2 separate regions of the Mus musculus genome follow, and region 1 is linked to region 2. The links are chromatin loops, found by intact Hi-C in ENCODE. Cell type or tissue: heart. All regions are shown on one strand.

Region 1 (2,500 bases), 180 kb before region 2:
TCCAGAACATAACGCAGGAGGTAAAAACTGTACAACTTTGTGCGGAACATTAACGAACAAAGTTATATGAGGAAAACTTTTACGTCAAGATTAATATGAGTTAAATAATGTTAAGCATAAAGTTGGCATAAGGTTAAATGCAGTTGTATGACAGCTGGACCATGTACCAGCGCTCAGGAGAAGGCAAAGGTATCTGTAGTTAGCTGTTTATTACAGAAGACTCCTACATACTGAGCAAGCACCTGGAAAGCATTATAAAACAGGTCCGTTAACATAACACCTGATGCAGAACACATTACTAATTTATTTAAAGATGCAGCTGCTAAAGTGGTAGCTCATGGACCTAATCTCTCCCTTCCTTATCAATCACTTATCCTTCCTTCTCATTACCTATTAGGATTGCACATCAATTTTATAGAAATTTACACGTGACTTAAATCTCCGCAACTCTCATGTTTGAATCTAATTCCTTATTTACAAGAAATTATACACTTGATAATGATGGGAAGGAAGTGTCTTAAACAACTTACTGCTAAAGAGCCTATACAAATTATAATGCCACAAAATAAAATGCAGGCTGATTGTTTGTCTCATGCTGATAATAATTGGCAGGTAGCATTAGCTTATTACACAGGACTTATAGATAATCATTATCCCAAAGATCACCTTTTAAGGTATTTTAAAATCTTTTCTTTAAACCCATGCAAATGACCTAAAGTTCTACCTCTAATAATCTTATAGAGATTTCTTATTAATGCTTTTATATATGGCTCTTCAAAAGGACAAGGAGCATATGTTTATTTATGAATTCTACATCATCCACAAAAAAGATTGTACCCACCACTGACTGTACCCTTAACAGTCTGAACTCACCATAATCAATCAGCTTGTATTATATGCTTCTCAGCCACTAAATATGTTAACTGGCTCTGCATGGTTGTTTCTCTTTTAGAAACTGCAAGACTTAAACCCAACCCACTATCAATGTCATTTCTCTTGCTCCAGGTGTGTGTATACAACAGTAAACCCAACCTTTATTCACAACTCATGTTCGTGCTCATTCTAATCTGCCAGACTTGTTAACATCTGCCAGGTTTCAGCCTGGGATGAGATGGCGTCCTCCTTAGTCCTCTTACTTTCTTTTTGGGGTGTCCAAAATTCTCATAGCTTCTTCTACACCACTGCCATCTGCTGGTGGAATTTTATCTCAACGGTAAAACCTAATGCCATTTCACAAATATCTTTCATATCTCAGAATTTTGACATCCCAAATATGTTGATGTAACAAGTGAAATATCTTTTCTAATATGATTTTTGCTTCTGGTCATGGGGTGAAACAATCTCAGATACACCTTCTTCTTTCTAGGACTCCCATTACAACTAAAATCTGACCATGGTCCTGCTTATGCTAGCAAATGCTTTAAGGAATTTTACAATTTATGAACTATTAATCGTATTACCGGATTCCCTTACAATCTACAGGGCCAATCTATCATGGAATGTCACTATCAAATACTTAAATGGCATTTTTTTTATAAAAAGGGGTATATAGACCCACCTAAACCCCCACATACTATGCTATACTTAGCTATGCTAACTTTAATAAATTTTTTCACTTTAAAAAATAATGCTATTTCTGATTCCCAAAAGCATTTTGCCCTAGAGAAGTCGCAACCTAAATATGGTTGGTTGGTTGGTTGATTGGTTGGGTTTGTTTGTTTGTTTTGTTTTGTTTCATTTTGTTTTCAAGTCAAGGTTTCTCTGTGTAGCCTTGTCTGCCCTGGAACTCATTCTGTAGACCAAGCTGGCCTCTCAACTCAGAGATCTGCCTGCCTCTTCCTCCCAAGTGCTGAGATTAAAGGCATGTGCCATCACCACCCAGCTTAATTTATTTATTTTTTTAACTAAATGATTAGTCTAACTTAATCTTAAAGGCATGCGCTATCACCACCAAGCTGAGGACTGATTTTATGCTTTTTTAATTACCAGTCCCAGCAATGGTTATTGAACTACAAATAGAGATTTCAAAAGTGGCATGTATAATTACTAAAACTATTAAGATTATCACACACACACAAACACACACACAAAACCTTGAGCATAAATCAATCAAGAGATGGGTTAAGTTGAGAACCACAATTTTGCAAAACAGAACTATTACAGATTTTTTTTGTTGCTGCTCAAGTATAATTTTAGTTGTCAACAATTTCCTGGAATATATTGCTTTAATGTTTACCTCCAAGCTTGCTTCCATATAAATTGCATTTGTACTTAGCATGACTAACCATTAACTTGTATACCTTAGTTATCTTTAACAATTTACAATAAGTGAGTAACTCTTTTATCAGACCAGGATTTTATAATTGTTGGATTCCTGTTAAGTTTGACCCTTAAAATTGTAATTCTTGAGTTAATGATCTTTTAAAGATCAAAGTAAACTTTAACCCATAAATATAATCCACAGAAACTGGGAACTTCATTTTCCTGATCGTTTAAAATT
Region 2 (2,500 bases):
AGACCTCGTCGTCATCACTCCCAGTGCATGTGGGTGCTGGAGACCCGCAGCGGCCCGAGGGCGCCAAGGAGAAACTACAGAACCCGTGTGGACGAAGCCAGCGGTGACCGCGAGGGCCAGCCCTGATTTCAGGCCTCCACTAGCGCCTTGCTCCATTCCCAGCACCCCTCGCGCCGAAGAGCCTTCTTCAAAGGAGTTGGGCCTGGGGGCCCCAGGCGTGTGGGGGTGACCTGCTTTGCAGGGCCTTCTGTGCCACCGTTTCGCCACTAACCCTCATTTTCTTGTTTCTGGAGTGGGAGGGGATCGCTGAGGTTGTGGGGGCAACCTCTGCTGCTTGTCGCAACCTTTCGGCTTGAGGCTGGACATTAGGAGGAGACCAGCAAGCAGACAAGAGGACCGGAGGAAAGTGAGGACAACAGGAACAAATTCTACTGCAGAACAATTTCAGGTTGGGTCTGAGGACACGGCTAAGGCCTTGATGCTTTGGAAATCCTTCCCTCACCCTTGCAACTGGGGCCTCGCTCCTCTACATTTCCAAGGGCGGGGATGAAAATTAGTAGTCTTTCCCATCCTCTTTCGTAGTATAAGGCCACACACAAGCCAGGCAAGACCTCTACCCAAGTTCTATTTTGAGAATGGAGGTCGCTAAATTGCCCATGCGGATCTGAAACATATAATACTCCTGCCTTGGCCTCCTGAATAATAGCTAAGATTGCAGACATAAGGACACCAGACCACCAAACCCAGCTGATGCTTTGCGTTCTTTTTTTGTTTTTGTTTTTTCAAGACAGTTTCTCTGTTTAGCCCTGGCTGTCCTGGAACTCAGGCTTGGCCTCGAACTCCGAAATCTGCCTGCCTCAGCCTCCCTAGTGCTGGGATTAAAGGCGTGCGCCACCACGCCCGACGCTTCGCCTTCTTAATTTACTTACTCGCTCTTTTCTTTCCTGATAGTTTTGACGTGAACTATTTGGACTCTTCAGTGCTACCTGACAGAAAACTACGTAACGGTACCGGAAAAAGAACGCACAGTTGTACGGTGAGTGGAGGTGGGGAAGTGGTCATGACACATACACACACACACACACACACACACACACACACACAAACTAGACGTGTAGGTCAGAATATTCATTTTATTTGGTGGAGAAGAGTCAACTGCTTACCTCTCCTCGCTCCACTGTTAGCCAGGCAGTTAACCAGGGACACAAAGTCCACAGTATTGCAAATTGATGAGGCCAGTCTGGCTCACTTTGGTCAGTCAACAACTCACTTTGCTCTTGTTTCTCTGCAAGACCTCCCACATCCTGTCTTGTCTCGATTGTGCACCCTCTGCTGGTTAGTGTAATAAGTGAAAGGGAAGTGCTTATGGCTTTGCAGAGTCACTTTTATAGCTAGCAGTTAGAGCTTTTGAAAGTGTGAGGTTTAGAGTATTCTGAGCTGTGGTGCTCAGGAAGAATGCAAGTAGTTGGCACTACAGGAGTTGGGTCTTGGTGCTAATATGAATGAGAAAAACTGAGTAATAAAGATAGCAGACAGAGCTGGGCATGGTGGCACACGCCTTTAATCCCAGCACCCAGGTTGCAGAGGCAGGCAGATTTCTGAGTTCAAAGCCAGCCTGGTCTACAAAGTGAGTTCCAGGACAGCCAGGACTATACAGAGAGACCCTGTCTCAAAAAACAAACAAACAAAGATAGCAGACAGACACTTAAGGAGATAGTTATTTTGTACTAGGCATACACTGGACTAAGCAATCTTGCCTGTATTGACTCATTTAATTTTGAGTCAGTCTCCCTGTGCAGCCCATGCTGGCTGACCTCAAACTCACAGTTCTCTTGCCTTTTCGTCTCAGTTGCTTCAATTACAGACATGTACCACCATTCTCTTATTCTGTGTTTGAGACAGGGTCTCATATAGCCTAGGCTGGCCTTGATGGATGTCTGCCTCCTAAGAACTGGAATTTTAGACATGCTCCCCCATGTCTGGCTTATTTAAAAATTTTTAGAAGCCTTACAAGGTAAGTACTGTTATTTCCATTTCATGCATGAGAAAAATGAGTCTCTGAGAAGTTAGGTTACCTGCATGATATTAATACAGCTATGCTACTTTAGAACGGAGCCAAGACTCCCCCTGTCATAATAGTCTTTCTTGACATTATCCTCGGGGTAACTTCTCAGCTTGTGTTTCTTCAACTCATTAGCTTTTAATTTTTTTTTTTTTTGCCATTTAAAAGACAAAAACATAAGTTAGGGTTAATCTTAACTCTGAAATATATTATCTCCCCACAGGAATCTGAACCAGGAAAACCTAGAAGGTTTATTAACCAAATACAACATGTGCTCTCCTGCCAGTTCCAAAATCCTGTACAGGAACCCCCGGTTCCTCCGGGTAGCTTTTCTACAGCTTCATCACCAGCAGCAGAGTGGTGTGTTTTGTGATGCCCTTCTGCAGGCAGAGGGTAAGAAATTAACCGAGGTTGAGCTGAAAAATTACTATAGAACAA

The links. A loop is a pair of places that touch in the nucleus more often than their neighbours do. Peaks named below come from ENCODE experiments on the same cell type or tissue, not always from the same donor. Only the 100,000 strongest peaks of a DNase experiment are listed, where the experiment ranks them.
Region 1: a loop joins it to region 2, with 2.6 times the contacts of the local background. A loop is called at or near these places in 7 of 42 quality-filtered maps.

What each region holds. Positions count from the first base shown.
Region 1 is chr2:84,478,110-84,480,609 of GRCm38, forward strand. No RefSeq gene overlaps it. Among named protein-coding and RNA genes, the nearest start is that of Tfpi, 5.2 kb to the left of the region's middle. In heart, a CTCF peak has its summit at 1,202 (motif pointing left); no DNase peak of the experiment used is centred here; H3K27ac peaks cover 246 bases.
Region 2 is chr2:84,659,146-84,661,645 of GRCm38, forward strand. Btbd18 (BTB (POZ) domain containing 18) reads left to right here. Exons shown (of 5, transcript NM_001145100.1): 1 at 1-448; 2 at 952-1,036; 3 at 1,903-2,014; 4 at 2,286-2,455. The coding sequence starts at 2,332. Among named protein-coding and RNA genes, the nearest start is that of Btbd18, 1.3 kb to the left of the region's middle. In heart, a CTCF peak has its summit at 1,340 (motif pointing left); no DNase peak of the experiment used is centred here.